Linked DNA regions of Homo sapiens: region 1 is linked to region 2. A link is a loop called in an ENCODE intact Hi-C map of the cell type or tissue named here. Cell type or tissue: heart left ventricle. All regions are shown on one strand. Links, peaks and the distances in the headings refer to the core of each region. The heading gives the core; the rest is flanking DNA.

The links. Peaks named below come from ENCODE experiments on the same cell type or tissue, not always from the same donor. Only the 100,000 strongest peaks of a DNase experiment are listed, where the experiment ranks them.
Region 1: a loop joins it to region 2, with 2.3 times the contacts of the local background. A loop is called at or near these places in 10 of 110 quality-filtered maps.

What each region holds. Positions count from the first base shown.
Region 1 is chr12:48,199,298-48,209,709 of GRCh38, forward strand. OR10AD1 (olfactory receptor family 10 subfamily AD member 1) reads right to left here and starts at 3,995. Exons shown (of 1, transcript NM_001004134.1): 1 at 3,042-3,995. The coding sequence starts at 3,995. The coding sequence ends at 3,042. The region is part of intron 1 of LOC102725258 (a long non-coding RNA gene); the gene reads left to right. In heart left ventricle, for the core only: no CTCF peak of the experiment used is centred there; no DNase peak of the experiment used is centred there.
Region 2 is chr12:48,292,421-48,302,832 of GRCh38, forward strand. All of the region lies in intron 3 of LOC105369753 (a long non-coding RNA gene), which reads right to left. Among named protein-coding and RNA genes, the nearest start is that of H1-7, 31 kb to the right of the region's middle. In heart left ventricle, for the core only: no CTCF peak of the experiment used is centred there; a DNase peak (open chromatin) is centred at 4,311; H3K4me3 peaks cover 1,063 bases; H3K27ac peaks cover 273 bases.

The DNA.
Region 1 (10,412 bases), core at 896-8,895, 93 kb before region 2:
CCTCAGTTTTTGCATCTCAACATTGAGATAATACTAGTACCTCATAAGGTTATGTGACGATTAAATGGAAAGCTCTTACAATATAAGTGCTTAATAAGTATGTTATCATATGTGCTTCCAAAGTACTTTGTGTAGGCCTTTTATAACGCTTGCCCTTTCTATTACCATTATTTGTTCTTGCCTGCCCTACTAGACTGAGATTCTCAAAAGCTGGAACTGTCTTGTTTATAATCTCAGCGTCTGTCAGTGCTGGGCAAATGTAAAGCTAAGAAATGATTTCTTAGAAAACTTTTTAAAAGCAGTCTTTCTTCTCCTTTCCCTTTCTTCCTTTCCTTCACTTTTTCCTCTTTGAGATAGGAATTTTCAAACCTAGAGAAGAAGCTGAGACCCTAGGGGGAAAGATTGGGACCTTTTTGTTGTTGTTCTCAGTGGTGACCAAAAGAGCCTTAACATTCACCTCAGCCTGACAACTTTAGACAGGTTTCTTCTGGATGTTAGGGCCCTGACCTCCCCTTTCTTTGAGTGTTTACTTTAGAAAACTTGTGATTGCAAAATTCTTCTCTGCTCCTTTGAAATGTGTATAAATCTCCTTAGAAGCTTATGCCAGTTTTACGACCTAGGGAATGTCTTTCTCAAGGACCTGTGAGCCATCCCTTTGAAATGTAATCATCAAGGAAGATAGCACCCCTATCTCTCAGTCTCTGTGGGAGGGTGGGAGCCTAACCTCCTGTGGGTGCCTTGTTTGGAATTGTAAAACTACAGCTTGTTTTGAAGATACAAGAAAGTGTCCTTTTCCTTTGCAGTTAGCAAACACAGATGTCATGTGATTTCCCGTACAGCAGCTCTTAAAAACTTCCCAGACCCTTGTTTGAGTAGTGTTGAGTTTAATCTCGTATTGCAATAGTCTTAAGGTCTTTCTTGCCTGTTTAACTTTGATGCAAATTTTGACAATGGAAATTTTAGGTTCTGCATTTATCGTTTCTTCCCAATTACAGTGGTTTCTCCTTTCTCCTTGTTAAGAAGAGCTTCTCACATCCTCTGATTTCTGGAGAAATCAATTTGGACTCAAAAGATTGGAGTTTTGTGGAGTGAAGCTACTGTTTTTGTTTTGTTTTGTTTTGTTTTGTTTTGCCTGAGATAGAGTCTCACTCTGTCACCCAGGCTGGAGTGCAGTGGTGTAATTATGGCTCACTGCAGCCTCTGCCTCCTGGGTTCAAGTGATCCTCCTGCCTCAGCCTCTCAAGTAGCTAGAATTACAAGCATGCGCTACCACGCCCAGCTAATTTTTGTATTTTTATTAGAGACGGGGTTTCACCATGTTGACCAAGCTGGTCTTGAGCTCCTGGCCTCAAGTAATCTGCCCACCTTGGCCTCCCACAGTGCTGGAATCACAGGTGTGAGCCACCACGTGCTGCCAGAAGCTACTGTTTTAAGTCATCATTGCAAAGGGTAGTGTGTGATGCGCAGGAGTGGAAAGGGCAGTACATCTATTTGAGAGCATCCCAAATGAGGTCCATTCATATTATGGAAGTGCACTGCGAAATAAAGAACAGGCCTACCCCCTTGTTTTATTATGAAGGGGTATGAGAAAAATGCAATTTTCAAAGAAAGAGAACTGCTGAGGATGTAGTACCTTCTCAAAGAAAGCTGTGTTTGGTTAAGGTGAGAAGCTAGAGGAAGCCACAGAGGGCAGGGTTACAAATTGAAAGACTTCTGCAATGGTAGAGGTAGTATGCAGAAGGGTTCCTTAAAATACAGGGATCCATGTAAGATGAGGAGGTAAGGTGGAGTAGGATTGAGGTGGAATGAAATGAAAGATGGAAGAGAAAAAGGAAGGCAGTAGGGGGAGAGGGGAGTTAATTTGGGGTATGGATAACAGGGAAGGAAATAGGTAACCTGAGAAGCTTGGTAGAGGCACTTGCCACTTGCATGGGAAGGGAAATATCATGCAGACGGTCCTGTTGCTAAAGGAAGCTAGAGGATTTAGGAGAAGGGGTTTGGCACACTGGCCTCTATCACCCATCCGTCCCCGACAACACACAACACAGACAAATTGAGTGCACTGTTGACATTTAGTATCATTCTCCCCCCATGACTGGTGGAAGCTAAGAAGATGAAGTTCAGGGTGCTGATCTTTTTTTTTTCTTTAACTGACTTTTCTTATGTGAGTACTTACCCCTAGTTCCCTCTTTCTTCCCTTCCCTTCCCTCCCTCCCTCCTTCCCTCCCTTCCTTCCTTCCTTCTTCTTCTTCATTTTTTTTTTTTTTAATGAGACAAGGTCTTGCTGCGTTGCTCAGGCTGGAGTGCAGCAGTGCTATCATTGCTCGTGCAGCCTTAACCTCCCAGGCTCAAGCAATCCTCCCACCTCAGCCTCCTCAGTAGCTGGGACTACAGGCATGTGCCACCACACCCAGTTCATTTTTTAAATTTTTTGTAGAGATGGGTCTCCCTATGTTGCCCAGGCAGGTCTCAAACTCCATCCTCAGCCTCCCAAAGTGCTGAGATTACAGTCATGAGCCACTGCGCCCAGCCCTTTTTTTCTTGCTTCTTTACCTACTTTTCACAGGAATTGGGTAGATGAGGGTAGACCCAGGAAGTGAGAGTGGAATTTGAGAAAGAAAAACAGTAAAATGAAGAGCTGAAAAATAAAAGAGTTTATTTCTAAATGTATGTACGAAACTCAGGTTGGGGGACTAGCATGTAAAGGTATATACAAATAAAATGGAGTTAAGTGCACTTATTTATTGAATCCTGTTGTGAGAACTTAAGAGGAAAAGAAACTGAGGAAAAAAACTAAGGAAAATCCGAAATTCTCCCGAGGAAGGTCCAAGAAAAAACAATGTGGAAGTGAAGTCAGAGAGATAACATCAGGACATTGGACATCAGGAGGAACTTTCAGGTCTGATTCTAGTGCCAAGGAAGCCATGAACGCTCTTTCCTGGAGCCTTTCAGCATAGGAGAGTTACTCATCTGCCAGGGCTGGGGATGGGGTAACTCTCCCATTCCCCAGGTGAAGGAGCTTTCCTTTCAGGGCCTTCCTGCTAGACAGACTGTGGCTGGGCCAGCCTGGTTCTTCCAAGTGCCCTCACCATGGCCTCCTTAATTTCCTTGTTGCGGAAACTATAAATGATGGGGTTGCACATGGGGGTAATGATGGTGTACAGGAGGGAGAAAGGTTTGTCTTTGTCAGGCCCATGTGTGCTGTGGGGGTTCATGTAAGAGAACATAGCTGAAGTGTAGAGAAAGATGACCACAGTCAGGTGAGAGGCACAAGTAGAGAAAGTCTTCCCCCGACCTGAGGAGGAGGCTTTGCTGAGGATGGTGGCCAGGATGTGCACATAGGAAGTGACAGTGAGCACCATGGGGCTGAGAATTACCACGATGGCATCGGCAAAGATTGCCCACAGACTAAACTGAGGGTCCCCACAAGAGAGGCCAATCACTATGGGGGCCTCACAGAAGAAGCTTTCTATGTGGTTGTCTCTGCGGAAGGGCTCTCGGAATGAAATATACTCGAGAAAGATGCCATTGATCAGCCCAAAGAACCAGGCAGTTCCCACAAGCCTGACACAGACCTTCTGGCTTATGATCGGGACATAGTTAAGTGGGTAGCAGATAGCAACATAACGGTCATAGGCCATGAAAGCCAAGAGGATGCACTCGGCCACACCAACACAGAAGACAAAGTACATCTGGGTCATGCAACATACAAAGGAGACAATGTGGTCCCTGACCACGAGGTGGATCAACATCTGTGGGATGGTAGTGGTGATGAAGCAGACATCCAGGAGAGACAGATGGCCGAGGAAGAAGTACATGGGGCTGTTGAGCTTGGGGTCTGTCCAGGAGGTGATAAAGATGATGAGGCCATTCATGGCCATGGTGAGGCTGTAGAGGGCCAAGAAGAGGGCAAAGAGCAATGCTCGTGTGGAAGTGGAGCTCTGCTGAAAGCCCACGAGGATAAATTCCGTCACTATGCTGCCATTCCTTAGCATCTGGGGCCTGTTTGAGGAGGAAAGATGATGGGAAAAGCACAAGGGTATAGCTGTGGGGTAATAGAAGGTACCCACTTGGTCCCAGAAGCCCAATTATAAAACAGGATGGATGAATGGTGGTCAACCTTTTGGAACTTAGTAAACTAGTAATTTGGCAGTGTTACGGGGTGGTGAAAATGCCAGGGTCATCACAGGCTGCATACATAGAATCATAATATCAACAGATGAAGAAAGTGCTGGTTGTAATGTTCTTTACTCTGGTTTCATCAGGCATCAAGTGAAGTATTGCATCTGCTCCAGAGCCCTCAATATTGAAGGATTAGCCATTAACCAGGATGTATTCAGAGGTGAAAAAATAAGATAATTGGGTCTGGGACCATGCCAACTGAGGAAAAGTTTTAGGAATTGAAGAATGGAGTGTGTGAGGGAAAGGGCTGGTGGCTATCAGGTTATAGAAGATTGTATTTAGGAAGCACTTGAGATATTTGAAGGTGTATTTTTCTAGAAGCAAAAATGCTCAACCTCTGTGTACCTAATTTAAAATGATGAATGGGTTGAAGTTTCAGGGAAAATAAAAACATTCTAATCCTCACAATTGTCCCTCAGCTAACAGTGATTTGCACCTTTTTGGAGACAGTCATGTCAAGCTCTTCCCAGTCACCCACCTCTTCCCAGACTCACTCGCCCAGCAGTTGCTGCTGCTACCGCAGCCACCCATGCTGTGCATGCTGGAGCTGAGGGCTGGGTGGGGGCTCATGCATGCCTTCCTAATAGGAGATGGTTTTCCTCCTGGGGCTGGAATTTACGGTTACACACAATTGGGTGGAAAGGATCCAACCATCCCTGTGTGAAAAGGGAAGCTATGAGCAGGGCATATATCTAACCTTTCTAGAATGGACCTTCAGAGAACTTTCAACTGTCTCTTTGTCTCTGGCAACAAATCTTGTTCTTTTTCCATTTTCAAAGAATGAGCGGTCACAATTCTTATGCTCTTATCTCTCTATTGTAACTTTTAGGAAGTTGTTATGTTCATATTAAGTCTGTCTTATACTTTTCATGTTGTTTTGGAGCTAAGATGTATCAGATCCCTTCCACCTTCAGATGCTTATACTTTTTTTTTTTTTTTTAAGAATTTATAGAGACAGGTACTCACTATGTCACCTGTGCTGGTCTTGAACTTCTGGCTTTAAGTGATTCTCCTGCCTTGGCCTCCCAAAGTGCTGGGATTACAGATGTGAGCTACTGCACCCATCCTCATCTTCAGATGCTTATAGATGATAAGTATATTCCTGCTTAACTTTCAGTTCTGCCAACCATTTCTCTTTATTTTCTCCTCTCCTACTCTCTTTTCTACACACTCTCACACTACCCTCTGTTAGTCTTTTTTCGTTTTTCAGTCTACTTCCAATCCTCATTCTTCTCCCTCTCCTTTTCTCATTTGTGGTGTTGGTTGCCTGCCGTTTATCTTACTCTGGTCAAACTCCCCTGTCTTCTCCATGTCTCTCAATCTCACATATTCTCTATCTGGATTTAGAGCTACCTACCCTTTCACTGCCACTCCTTGCAGCTCTAGATTCCCTCTAGGTATGATTTGATGTTAGGTCAAGGTAGCGTCTGGGCAGTAGGCTATTCCCATCATCTTTACTTTGGGATACTTTTCTTGTGCCTAGGACTTCTCTTGGGGGCCCAGAAAGGGAAGGGAAGGGCAGAGAGCACTGTTTAAGATGTTTCTTGGAAGACTGTGCTCAATGGACATGTTGGGGCTTAGGTCACAGTCTGGGGAAAACAAGTCAGTGAGCTACCTCCAGAAAAGCCTGGGATTTGTCTAAGAATAAACTGAGGTTAGACCTGAGGAATTACTTGGTCCTACTGGAGGATAAATGCTTACCTGTGGTTTATTGTGCCAGAAAGAATTCTGTGATACCCAGCATTTAGTGCCTTGCTAGCTACCATTAGAGGTTACTAGGTGAAGGATTTGTCTAAATAAATGGGACAATTTCATGGAAATCACATCCTACCTCATTCTGTTGCTTGGCTGATAATGATGTTTGTCACTGAATCAAGTAACAAGTAACAGAAAACATCTCATAGTGTTTGAAGAGAAGCTGGTCCAAGTAGGATCATCTGACCTGGCAGGCCACTCTGGAAGAGAAGGTGTGTCTGATGACTTTGTTCTTTGACATCTATACTATTAGAGATGAATGTCTACTTAAATGACATTGATAAGTTTCATGTGTATACACTTAATAGTAGAGGTGTGAAAACTTACATGCCCCTCGAAGAAGTGAAAGATGTGCCACCCCCAAATATACCAGACTGGTACATTATTATTATTATTTTGAGATGCAGTCTCGCCCCGTCGCCCAGGCTGGAGTACAATGGCACGATCTCAGCTCAAAGCAACCTCCGCCTCCCGGGTTCAAGCAATTCTCCTGCCTCAGCCTGCTGAGTAGCTGGGATTACAGGCGCGCACCACCACGCCTGGCTAATATTTTTGAATCTTTAGTAGAGATGGGGTTTCACCCTTTTGGCCAGGCTTGTCTCGAACTCCTGACCTCATGATCCACCTGCCTTGGCCTCCCAAATATTGATTATTTTGTGTTAAAAACACTGAAGGCCGGGCGCGGTGGCTCATGCCTGTAATCCCAGCAGTTTGGGAGGCCAAGGCGGGCAGATCACCTGACTGTAAGGTCATAAACAAGCTTAGGTAACCATTATTTAAGATTTAAGATTTTATTTAAGATTATATTAAGGGTGGTACAGTAAAGCTGGAAAAGAAAAAATGGTATAAGAAGTAGAAATGAAAAACAAAACTCTATTTACAGATGATATGATTGTCTTCATAAAAACTAAAAGGATGCACAAATAATTTATTAAAATTAATAGAATTTAACAAGTTTACTGGATACAAAATCAATATGCAAAAATCTAATTGCAATTCTGTTACCAGCAAACAAATTAGAAAATGTAATTTTAAGATACCATTTTAAATACTATGCAAAGTATATAAAAAATGAAAACCATATGATCATCTCAATAGATGCAGAAAAACTTTTGATAAAATCCAATATCTCTTCATCATAAAAACTCTCAGTAAACTAGGCATCAAAGGAACATATCTCAAAATAATAAGAGCCATCTATGACAAACCAACAGCCAACATCGTACTGATTGGGCAAAAGCTGGAAGCATTCCCCATGAGAACTGGAACAAGACAAGGATGCCCCTCTCATCACTCTTATTCAACAGAACTGGAAGTGCTAGCCAGAGCAATCAGACAAGAGAAAGAAATGAAAGGTATCCAAATTAAAAAAGAAGAAGTCAAACTATCATTCTTCACAAATGATATGATTCTATACCTAGAAAACCCTAAAGACTCACTGAAAGGCTCCTAGACTGATAAGCAACTTCAGCAAAGTTTCAGGATACAAAATCAATGCACAAAACTCAGTAACACCTCTCCACACCATAACATTCTAGCTGAAAGCCAAATCAAGAATGCAATCCCATTTACAATAGCTGCAAAAAAAAAATAAAATACCTAGGAATGCACCTAACCAAGGAGGTGAAATATCTCTACAGGAAGAACTACAAAACACCACTGAAAGAAATCGTGGATGACACAAACAAATGGAAAAACATTCCATCCTCATGGATTGGAAGAATCAATATCATTAAAATGGCCATACTGGCCAAAGCAATCTATAGATTCAATGCTATTCCTATCAAACTACCAATGTCATTTTTTGTAGAACTAGAAAAAAACTATTGTAAAATTCATATGGAGCAACAATAACAAAAAAGCCCAAGTAGCCAAAGCAATCCTAAGTAAAAAGAACAAAGCCAAAGGCATCATACTACCCAACTTCCAACTATACTACAAGGCTACAGTAATCAAAACAGCATGGTACTGGTACAAAAACAGACACATAGACCAATGGAACAAAATAGAGAACCCAGAAATAAAGTTGCACACCTGCAGCCATCTGATCTTTGACAAAGTTGACAAAAATAAGCAATGGGGAAAGGACTACCTATTCAATATATAAAGCTGGGATAACTGGCTAGCCATATGCAGAAGAATAAAACTGGACCCCTACCTTTTACCATACACAAAAAGTAACTCAAGATAGATTACAGATTTAAATATAAGACTTCAAACTATAAGAACCCTAGAAGAAAATCTAGGAAACACCATCCTAAACATTGACCTTGGGAAGGAACTTATGACTAATTCCTCAAAAGCAATTGCAACAAAAACAAAAATTAACCGGTGGGACCTAATTAAACTAAAGAGCTTCTGTATAGCAAAAGAAACTATCAACAGAGTGAACAGACAACCTCCACAATGGGAGAAAATATTCACAAACTATGCATCCAACAAAGGTCTAATATCCAGAATCTAAAAGGAACTTAAGCAATCCAATTAAAAAAAAAAGTCATTAAAAAGTGGGCAAAATACATGAATAGACATTTCTTTTTTTTTTTTTTTTTTGAGACGGGGTCTCGCTCTGTCTCCCAGGCTGCAGTGCACGATCTCGGCTCACTGCAAGCTCCGCCTCCTGGTTCCTGCCATTCTCCTGCCTCAGCCTCCCGAGTAGCTGGGACTATAGGTGCCTGCCACCACACTGGGCTAATTTTTTTGCATTTTTAGTAGAGAGGGGGTTTCACCGTGTTAGCCAGGATGGTCTCGATCTCCTGACCTCGTGATCCGCCCACCTCGGCCTCCCAAAGTGCTGGGATTACAGGCGTGAGCCACCATGCCCAGCCTAGACACTTCTTAAAAGAACACATACAAGCAGCCAACAAATATTTTAAAATGTTCCACATCACTAATCATCAGAAAATGCAAATCAAAATGATAATGAGACATCATCTCACACCAGTCACTATGGCTATTATTAAAAAGTCATGAAATAACAGATGCTGTTGAGGTTGTGGAGATACCTCAACAATTGTTGGTGGGAATGTAAATTAGTTCAGCCACTGTGGAAAGCAGTTTGGAGATTTTTTAAAGAACTTAAAACGGAACTACCATTCGACCAAGTGATCCCATTACTGGGTATATATCCAAAAGAAAATAAATCATTCTACTGAAAAGACACATGCACTCATGTGTTCACTGCAGCACTATTCACGATAGCAAAGACATGGAATCAACCTATGTGCCCATCAACGGTGGACTGGATAAAGAAAATGTGGTATATATACACCGTGGAATACTATGCAGATATAAAAGAGAACAGAGTTATGTCCTTTGCAGCAACATGACACAGCTAGGGTCCATTATTCTAAGTTAATTAATGCAGGAACAGAAAACCAAATACTGCATGTTCTTACTTATAAGTGGGAGCTAAACATTGGGTATTTATGTACATAAAGATGGCAACAATAGAAACTGGGGACTACTAGATGGGGGAGGGAGGGAGGGGGGCAAGGGTTGAAAAACCACTGGGTACTATGCTCAATACCTAGGTGATGGGATCAGTCATACCCCAAACCTCAGCACCATGCAATATACCCAGGTAACAAACCTACACCTGTACACCATAAATCTAAAATAAAAGTTGAAACAAAAATAAATAAATAATACTGTGCAAACTATGAAGTACCTAAGAATAATTCCAATGTAAAGGGCAATTCTTCATCCCCATCAAGCTACCAATGACTTTCTTCACAGAATTGGAAAAAACTACTTTAAAGTTCATATGGAACCAAAAAAGAGCCCGCATTGCCAAGACAATCCTGAGCCAAAAGAACAAAGCTGGAGGCATCACACTACCTGACTTCAAACTATACTACAAGGCTACAGTCACCAAAACAGCATGGTACTGGTACCAAAACAGAGATATAGATCAATGGAACAGAACAGAGCCCTCAGAAATAACGCCCCATATCTACAACTATCTGATCTTTGATAAATCTGAGAAAAACAAGCAATGGGGAAAGGATTCCCTATTTAATAAATGGTGCTGGGAAAACTGGCTAGCCATTTGTAGAAAGCTGAAACTGGATCCCTTCCTTACACCTTATACAAAAATCAATTCAAGATGGATTAAAGACTTAAATGTTAGACCTAAAACCATAAAAACCCTAGAAGAAAACCTAGGCATTACCATTCAGGACATAGGCATGGGCAAGGACTTCATGTCTAAAACACCAAAAGCAATGGCAACAAAAGCCAAAATTGACAAATGGAATCTAATTAAACTAAAGAGCTTCTGCACAGCAAAAGAAACTACCATCAGAGTGAACAGGCAACCTATAAAATGGGAGAAAATTTTCGCAACCTACTCATCTGACAAAGGGCTAATATCCAGAATCTACAATGAACTCAAACAAATTTACAAGAAAAAACAAACAACCCCATCAAAAAGTGGGCGAAGGACATGAACAGACACTTCTCAAAAGAAGACA
Region 2 (10,412 bases), core at 888-8,887:
ATATTCACTTGGAATATCCAGCTTGCTCTCCCCTTGTAAACGCTCACAGTTGACACTACAACCCACGCCCTGTTTCTTCCCAAAATGCACAATGAAATTTTGTAGACTTAGAAAAACTCTTAAGCTAACTCAGCCTGCAGCCTATTTTTGTATAAGAATAGTTTTACATTTTTTAATGGTTGAAAAAATCAAAATAATAACATTTTATGATACATAAAATTGTATGAAATTCATATTTCAATATCCCTGCTCAATTGTTTACATTTGGTCTCTGGCTGTTTTTGTGCTACAATGGCAGGTTTGAGTAGTTGTGACAGTGACCAGGTGGCCAGCAAAGTAATGAATATTTACTAACCGGCCTTTTAAAGAAAAAGTTTACTGTAAAACCTTTTCAGTGTAATGAGACTTAAAAACTCAGCATCACAGGATGGGTATATGTCTGAGCATATCTCCTCTTTTAGCACCTTTTTGAGATCATACTCCAGAAATACACATTTACAAGCAAACACACACTCCAAACTCTCAGAAAATCACCTCTTATAGCCTCACACCATCAAAGCTTTTTGTCAAATTTTATCATGACATTTCATGGTAGTCCCCATTCTTCAGCCTTATGATTTCTGAATCATAAACTTATAGCCTATTGTTTTTCTCAATAGAAACAAAGATAATTAAAACTTACTTAGGATTTGACTATAAGAAAATGCCATCTGGGGATGTCATGTTCCAGTCTCTAGAATTACTGTCAGTGGGAAGAGTGGAAAACTAGGAAGGTGGATGATCCAGAAAAGAAGAAAATCACTAAAAACTAGTAATATCTTGATTTTCCTCACTACTATTCTATCTTCCCAAAGGTAGTACTACTAACAACCCTAGAAAAATGAAAGCTAAAATGTATTTTTTCATCATTAACTTGAAATCTGGATCTATTTTCCATAAAATTTAGTTAGAAAGGTATTTTGCTTTTGAGAGCTTCTCTTGGTGGGCCTTGAGAACATTGAGACTTAGGGTTGTCCCAATCTGAATTTGCCTCAGGTGAGATTAAGAAGTTTTGGGTGGATGCAGAGGGATAGAAGTGATAAACTATTCTCTGCCCCATTCATCTATATTGGGATTAACCTACTGAAACATTTCCCTTCGTTTACCTGGGCCATCTCTGTTCCCACAATCTGGGATGCAGATGCTGTAACCCCTCTTTTTAGGGCAGTTCTTCAGGTTAGGTATCAGTTTTCTCTACTGTGGACTCAATGATGCCAGCCAACCCCATCAGAAGGACTTCCTGGTCCTGTTTCTAGATTGCAACCAGAAGACCATTTCTTGTTCCTATAGCATTCAGGATTAAGACTTCTTGTTATATTGAGTTAAATTTTGCATAACCCTAAGAAACAAGAGGAAGGGGAAGAGGGAAAAGACCTGTTTTCAGACGTTGTTAGTGACATTAAAGAAATTTCTGAAAGATTCTGGCCTAAAGCCTAAGATCCATTGAGATAGAGAGTACAGAGAGTTAGCTGAAGGACCTTGCAATCTCTACTTGAATTTGTTGCCCTGGCTTCTACTTCCAGTTTCATCCTTTACTATCGTGACCTCTGCTGTCCTACCATAGTTTATAACTTCAAGCAAAGAGGCAGATAAATATTGGGAGCTATGGAACCTCAGGAAAGAATCACTAACCTGTCTCGCAAAGGATTAGGGGCCCAAAAGAAATATAAATCTTCCAAAGACAAAGAAGGGATGCTAGCCCCATCATAAAGTCCTTCCTCACTGTTCACTACTTTGTTTTCTGCCAGATAATTCTCAAAAACCACCTACCAGTATTCTGTATATTGAATTTGTGTGTGTTTCCTTATAAACAGAGGCAATGAGCCCTGTTCCTTCTCTCCACCTCTGCCCTTCTAAACTCCCTATCTCTCTGATCACCCAAGTGCCCCATCTCACCTACTTTGTGAACTCCCGAGACTCTTACAGGATCAAATTCTTAGAACTCCAGGATCTGTTTCTGAGTGTGGTTCTGGCCTCAAGCTGTACCCTTAAGGTACAGCTTCTAGAATTGAGTCACAGTTCATTCAAAAACGCTACGGTAGGAAATCTTAGAGCCAAAAGAGTTCCCACAGGTTGAACTCCTGATTCCGGGGGAATATTCCTGAGTTTTACCACAGGGTACCCTTCTGACTCCAATGTCTGGCCCTGAAGGCATTATGTAGGTCAGATTATAACTGTAGGCCAGGAAAGAGCCAGCTTCTAAGAAAAGAGATACAGATTTTCAGAAGTATACCCTTGTACACACAGGAGCTCTGTGGAAATTAAATACCATCTCATTCTAGGTGCTAGCATTCCAAATTCCTATCATATACTCCTGCAGACTATCCTGTCAGGGAGAAAGATGTTGCCTAGAACTTCCTCTAAAAGTGTCTATTTGTGCTTCTTACTTTTTTAGTTCCTGAATTACAATTCAGGTACTTTTGGGGAACTGAGTGAAACCAATGTCCCTTTTACCTTGTGGTAGGTGCTTAACTCCAGTAAAAATTTCATTTGTTTTCTACCACAGCCTTAAGAAGTAAGTACTATTACCCCTTTTAACAGATGAGAATACTTAGAGAAGTAATTTGATCATTTAGTTTTAATTATAGAGTTAGGACTTGAATCTAGGCTTTTCTAAGGCCAAGGCCTCTGCTCTTTCCATTTGCCATGCGGCTGGTCATCACTCAATTAGGAATTCAATTTCTAAAGGGATCCAGGAAAGAAAGAATGAAATCTTCTAACTCCATCATTCCAGAGGCTACTATAGATCTGATGATAATTATCATTAAGAAGAGGAAGGCTGCTCTGCCTATGGAGTATCCATTCTTTTTTCCCTTTACTTTTCTTTCTTTCTTTTTTTTTTTTTTTTTTTGGAGACGGAGTCTCACTCAGTCGCCCAGGCTGGAGTACAGTGGGGCAATCTCAGCTCACTGCAAGCTCCGCCTCCCAGGTTCACGCCATTCTCCTGCTTCAGCCTCCCGAGTAGCCAAGACTACAGGCGCCTGCCACCAAGCCCGGCTAATTTCTTCTATTTTTAGTAGAGACGGGGTTTCACCGTGTTAGCCAGGATGGTCTCGATCTCCTGACCTCGTGATCCGCCCGCCTCGGCCTCCCAAAGTGGGATTACAGGCATGAGCTACGGCGCCCGGCCTCCCTTTACTTTCTTAATAAACTTGCTATCACTTTACTCCATGGATTTGGAAGAAGAAGGAAGAAGAAGAAAGAAGAAGAAGAAGAAGGAGGAGGAGGAGGAGGGGAGAAATGGGAGGAATCATATGGATTTTAGGATACAGTTGAAAGTTTACTTTAAATTTCCTGGGTTCCATGCTCCTTGTCATTGGCAATTCAAATAGTTATTCATTCCTTTCTGAGACTCACAGGAAGGGTAAACTCTCTTTGTTTAGCTAACCTACAGAACACATTACTGAAGAGCAGGAGACCTCAATCTGTCTTAGAAGAAAGGCCAGATTCTGGCATCGTCTTTCCTTGACACTGCCTTCCTAGCCTTTATTTACCCTCAGAGGTGTGAGAAGCTGATCTCCACACTTCATTGTCTGACCTGGAGGTAAACCATGGGAGGGGAGCCCTGGGTTCTAGTTTCAATGCTGTTGCTGTGTAGTGGTGGACCTTGGGCAGGCAGGGCCCTTTTATCTCAGTGTTCTGTGAAATGAAGCAGCTGACCAAGATGTACTGTGGAGGGTCAAGCCATGTGCCAGGACCACAGATCCTTTGACTCACACCATATATTCTGCCTCCCAAGTCCTTATCCCACGGTGGGCAATCATTTTCCTCTCAAAGCCCTTTATCATATTAAATTCAACAAACATCATATACCTCCTGGCTATTTTGCGCCGAGCACTGTTCTGGGCACCTTTACATATTTGGGCTTTCCAGTTTGCACTCTCAAGGAAACAAACAAAAAGAAAGAAAAACCTGACACGACCCCCTTCACCCCTCGCCCCACCCACTTTCCCACCTACACACCCAAAATGCTTAGGTGAGCAGAATGAAAGGCTGAGCTAGATTCTGGAACACTTTTAAGGAAAGAGACGGAAGGACAGTAGGGTCAGTTCTTCAGGAGGGTGAAAATTAGGAGGCTACCAAATTCTACCCCAGATTATCTATAGTCTCCCACCCATTTTTCATTCGTTTATGCCTCAGTAATAAGAAGCACGACAGTCTTTTCCCTCAGCAGTCAATGACTGAGTCAGCATTTTGAGGCAGCGCCGCCTCTCAGGCTCCAGGACACAGGACGCCTTGAGACTACATTTCCCACAGGCCACAGCCCAGCCTCCCGTCTTCTAACAGTCTTCCTAGAAAGGTGCGCATGTTCCGACCATTAGCACACGGCTGGTGCGCTCGGTGCAGGCTATCGGAGCCCGGGACAGGGCCGATCCAGCCAGGCTTCAGGGTGCGGGAAACGGGTGCGCCATGAGATAGAAGCTTTCTGCTTCCACCCACTCCAGGCGCCCAGTCTTTCTCCAGCACCTCTTAAGCTAGCCCCAGGACTCTGCAAGGTACCCGAGGACAGGAGTCACTGCTTGCATCCCCTCAGCCTTGGGGCAAGAAGAAGGAGCCAGAATCCAGGAAAGGGGCTTTGGCGAAACTGCACGGAAATCATTCCTTCCGTTTACGTAATTTTAGTTTTAAGTGTAGCAGCCGGGGAGAAAATTGTGAAGGGGAGTGAGACAAGCGTTCGATTACTTAGCCAATTGTAGTGCACAACTGAAGTTGCAGACCTGAAGAAGCCGCCGCATTGCCATGGCAACAGTACAGGGACTGAATCTCTGGTTTATTTCAATTTCATATCTACCCGGTAGAGGCCCACCAAATACGATCCAGCCCCTGCTCTCAAGGAGAAGTAAGGAGGACAGTCAATCGATAAATATTGGTTAAACTCCTACTGTGCAGGCAACCTACTGGACACGGAGATACAATTATGAATAAAACACTGCTCTTGCTCTCAAGCAAACTATTCTAAGTGATGATTGTTGCGATGTGTGCTATGGGAATAAAACGCAAGGACGCCTAACCCAGATTGTTGAGGTGGTGGGAGAGAGTCAAGGAAAGCCACCCAGAGAAAGCCATGGGTGTGAATTAAGTCCTGAAGTGTCCTAGATTTAGAAAAAACTTCGATCTTCGTTACCTGCACACAAAAGTAAAGTCCAGATGAATTAAAGAGCTAAACATTTTTTAATTGTAAAAATATTAAAAGAAAATATGGTATAATACTATTTATAGTCTAAGGTAGGGAAACAAGTCACAAAGCTAAAGAAGCCATAAAGGAGAAGATTGATAAAATTGAAAACATAAAATTAGAAACGTATCAGTAACAGAGATACCATAAACAAAGTTAGGAGACAAAAGAAAGGCCAGGAGAAATTATCTGTATCAAGCATCAGAGCAAAGGATTAACATCCAGAGGTCCAAAGATACCAGAAAACATACTTGTAGGCAAACAGAATTGGATCTATTAATTGTTGCAAAAAGAGATTGTGTGCCGGGGAACCTGTGAGATATCTCAGTAAGAGGCAGTTAAGAGGGGATTGTTTTGTGGTTTGGGCTTGTGTCAAATATTGGGGTGAGTCTTTCAGAAAGTGAAGCAATTCCATGATTGCATATCTTAATTATCATCTAGGAGGTAGGAGGTATCCAATGGAGCTAAAGTTGTAAATGGGTAAAACAGCAGCAGGCCCTCACTTTTGTGGTCATTTTTGTGATTTGCACAGTGTTCTTGTTTTTATCTTTGCTCAGACATAATTACAGAGTGGTCATATTTTTTGTCTTATTTTATCACAGATACAGAATAACCTTGTCTGATGTTGGTGTTCTCTGTTACCGTTTAAGTAGAGAACAACTGGACCAGCTCCTATCTGACACTGTCATTTCTCTGTCTCCCAGAATATAAAGAGCTCCTACAAGTCAATAAATAGCCCAGTGAAAAACTAGAGAAGGATAGGAAGAACAATTCACGAAAGAAGAAGTAAAAATAAACAGATGAAAAGATGCTCAGTTGCACCGATAAGGAAATGCAAATTAAAACAATAAAACACAGCCAGGCATGGTGGCTCATGCCTGTAATCCCACCGAGGCTGAGGCAGGAGGATCCATTGAGGCCAGGAGCTCCAGACCAGCCTGAACAACGTAGCAAGATCCCACTGAGAGGACTGTTTGAGCCCAGGAGTTCCAGGTTACAGTGAGCTATGATTGTGCCACTACACTGTAGCCTGGGCAACAGAATGAGACCCTGTCTCAAAACAAACAAACAAACAAACAATAAAACACTGTTGGGAGTAATTTAAATTAGCCCAGCCTTTTTGGAGGGCAATTTGGCAATATATACCAAAATATAAATGTATATACCCTTCAACTAGGAATTCCATTTCTAGAACTCTCCCAGAGAATTATATACATATATACACAAAGAAGAATATAAAAGGATATCCAGTGTAGCATGTTTGCAGTATTAAAAACAGAAAAAAATATAAGTAACTGTCAAAGGGCAATAATTAAATAAACTCTGGAATACTATGCAGTAGCTTAAGTTTGATCTTTAAAAATTTCTTTAATTTTTTAAATACATGAAAGTTAATATTTATATGTCTAACAACATAGTAAAATACTTACAATGTTTAGTAAAAAATCCAGCATTCATAATTATACAATATGATTTCAAGTGTTTTTTTAACTATACAAATAAAACAAGATTTAGAAAATACTTCTAAATTTGCATAAGGTATTGGATGGTGAAGCTATGGGTTATTTTTTCTTCGTTCTAATTTCCGGTTTTCCAAACTGTGATTAATAAGCATGCATTTCTTTTAAAAATGAATAAAAGCGTGTTTTAAACGTAGCAGCCTGCATTGCATAAGCAGGGACTAATCCAGACTATCTGGCCTGGCTTGTCAAAGAATAGTACCTATAGAGAAAAGAGCTCACATTGGAAAAAAGTTTTTCCAAAGCTACCTAGACTCTATGACCCACTTTAAAATTACATGAGGGCTTGCAATAGGGAGTCTGGTTACTCGTGTGCACAAATGCTGCCAGGTTCCAAACTGATTTAATGACCTTGGTGACACATTAACACTGCTTTAAAAAGCCTTTATTATTTTTCATTACCAAGCAATGTGAACATCAGGTGCCCTCTTATTTTATTCCTGAGACTTACCCCACTCCCGATCTTTTTCTCAATTTTGATCTTTGCCAGGGAAGGTCAAGGATTGGGTGAGATTTCAAGAATGAGGTCAGGGAGGAATATATAATATATTGATATGATATATAATCTATTAATTATCAAAATATTTAAAACCTTCCTATACTTCACTTTCACTGAAGCTTAATTTTCATGTTTTCACTTTTTTCTGGTGTATCTCATTTTATCAGCTCAAATGCAAAATTCTCAAAATCAAATATAATCATTTCCTCTCAGAATGAGCCATTATTTCCTAATTAATACAGAGCTTTGAAATGAATATAATCAAAGCATAGGCCTATACCATATCAATGTACAATGACCAAAGCCTGGTTGGCCTTTTAAAATGTTGACAAAAGTGTATCCCACAGTTGCAGATCTCATTTGACCTTATTCAAGTAATTTCCCCAAAAGTAACTTTATTTCTTTCATATGGTGACTATAGAGTACCACAAAATTAAGAATGAGGGTACAAGTTTTAACCCATATAAACCATTAACATGAAAACTACAGTAAAACTTATTTTAACCCATATAAATTATTAACATGAAAACTACAGTAAAACTTACTGGATTTGAACTACAGTAAAACTTACAGTAAAAATTCCCTGAATTTGTTTACTGTGAAAGAATGAAATAAAATCTGCTGGGAATGGGCTAATACATAAATAAATACATGTAGCTAGAAAAGAATATTTATAATTACTTTTTAAACTATTGGGGAATATTCAAATTTAATGTGGATTTCCAGTTACAACCGACATTTGTTATGACAAATGTGTGCTAGGGTATTTTATTAGTTGGTTCTTGTGGAACTCAGACGACATTGTGAAAATTGGGCTCTAAAAATTCTTTCACTTGAAATTTATGGAAAGTTGTAAAAATCTCTGACTTATAATATTAACTTGGTTACATTTATTGATATCCTTAATTGGGTTTATAAAAGTTGGACTATTGCAGCACTGAAATAATATCCATGTTATTGGATAATATCCAGTTATTGGTTATATTATTGGTTAATATCCAAAGGCCTTTGCAATGATCTACATGTTATATACCCCTAAAAGTCATATGTGGAAAGCTAATCCACAGTGTGATGATATTTGGAGGTGGAATCTTTGGGAGGTAATTAAGTAATGAAGGTGGAGCTCTCGTGAATGGAATTAGTGCCCTTATAAGAAGAGGCCAGGGAACTACCTCCCTCTCTTTCTTCCATGTGAGGCTACAATAAGAAGCTGGCAGTTTGCAACCTGGAAGAGGGCCCTCATCAGAACTCCACCATGCTGACATTCTGATCTCAAACTTCCAGCCTCCATAAATATTATATTAATATTTAATAAATAAATATTAAATCCATTAAATAAAATATTAAATAAATATCTGTTGTTTATAAGCCACCTAGGCTATGGTACTTTGTTTTAGTACCCAGACTGACTAAAACAGTGACCTTAGACCACCTGGATTTATTTCCTGACTTGCTGGCTTTGTGAGTTTCAGAAAGTTATTTAACTTGTCTGTTCCTCAGGTTTCCTTATCTATAAAACAATTTTAATAATACTTGTAAGACATTGTTGGAAGACTTATATATGATAATCTACGAAATCCAATAGAAAATATGCCAAATAACAGCAGGAATCTTGTCCGACTTGTTAACTATCCTATTCTCCATTAAAGTAATGCCTATTAACACATACTTGGTGCTTAAGAAAGATCAGTTAAATGAATAAATGTAAAATAAATGACCTTTGGACATATTAATCACTCAAGAATATTATTATAGTTATTATTATCATCATTATTATCTCATAAGGGTTAAAAGTAAAACTCTGCACCATTTTCTCACTCTTCTAGAGATATACCACCAATCTAGTTATAACACTGTCTGGATCCAATCATATTATAGCAGCTGTGCTTTGCTTATATCTTCTAATTGGTTCTAAACTCTTGAGTATATTCAATACTTTCTAACATCAATATTACATATCATCACAGTGTTATACACTAAACCCCTACAGTGGACCCACAGAAGCCCTCATTCTTACCCTTCTCTATAAAATCACTTCAAAGTCTATGTGGTGATTTCACTTGGAGCCTGACCCTTATCAGACGATAACCTTGATTTGTGTGTAAGTCCTGTTCTGACTCTTCTTTACCATGTAGGCCTACTTGAACTTGCTTATTCATTACATTTTCTAACCTCTTATTCATTAGTCACTAAATGGCCCATCAGAGATTCAGGCTTTGGCCAGCCTTGTGACACATGACAACACTTTGTTGTGGAAAAGACTGTACTGTGTTTATTAGGTATTGCAAAGCTTCATGGTTATTCAGCTATAAAGTTGGAAATGCTAACCCATCTAATCACCTTACTTTTTAGATAGTAAATAAGATGTATTATTAAATTATTTTAAATTGATTATTAGATACATATTAAGTACCAGGCCCAGTGTTTGACAGTTTATTATAAATCATTACTAATGTCATGACAACCCTGCCAGGGTGGTATTGGTACCTCAATTTTATAGATAAGAAAGCTGAGTAACTTGTCATGGGCTGCATAGTTAATACATCTGACATTTATTCATTGGTTTACTATATTCCAGGCACTACACTAAACGCTTGACACACATTTTCTCATCTACCCTCACAGCAACCTTAGAGGTAACAGCGACACACATCCTTGTACTTTTCATTCCCAAACATTTCCTAAATGATGAAGACATTGTTGTGACCAAGGACTAGTGGAAGCCAAGGTCAGGGAACATCTATATATGGAAATGTTTGTTGCACTAACAAGGAAGGTCACATAATAAGATTTCACATCCTGTGTGTTTCCCACCAGTAAATATTTCTTTGATTTAGCAATTTTCCTCTGTTATCCTATTGAGGCAGGAGAATAGGGTCTGGAGGCAGGGAGCCTAAGGACTTCCTAGAACTAAATCCAACAGAAAAACCCCAACTTTCTATGCCCAAGTAAATAACTTTGTAACTTCACTTCAGCTATGACAGGAAACTTCCTCTTCATTTGTACAGGGTGTACACCAAGTAAATAACCCTGTAATTTTACTTCACCCTCTTCATTTGCATAGGGCATACACCAAGTAACCAATGAGAAACCTCTAGAGGGTATTTAAACCTCAGAAAATTCTGTAACTAGTGCTCATGAGCTGTTTGCTCAAGACTGCTCCCACTCTGTGGCATGT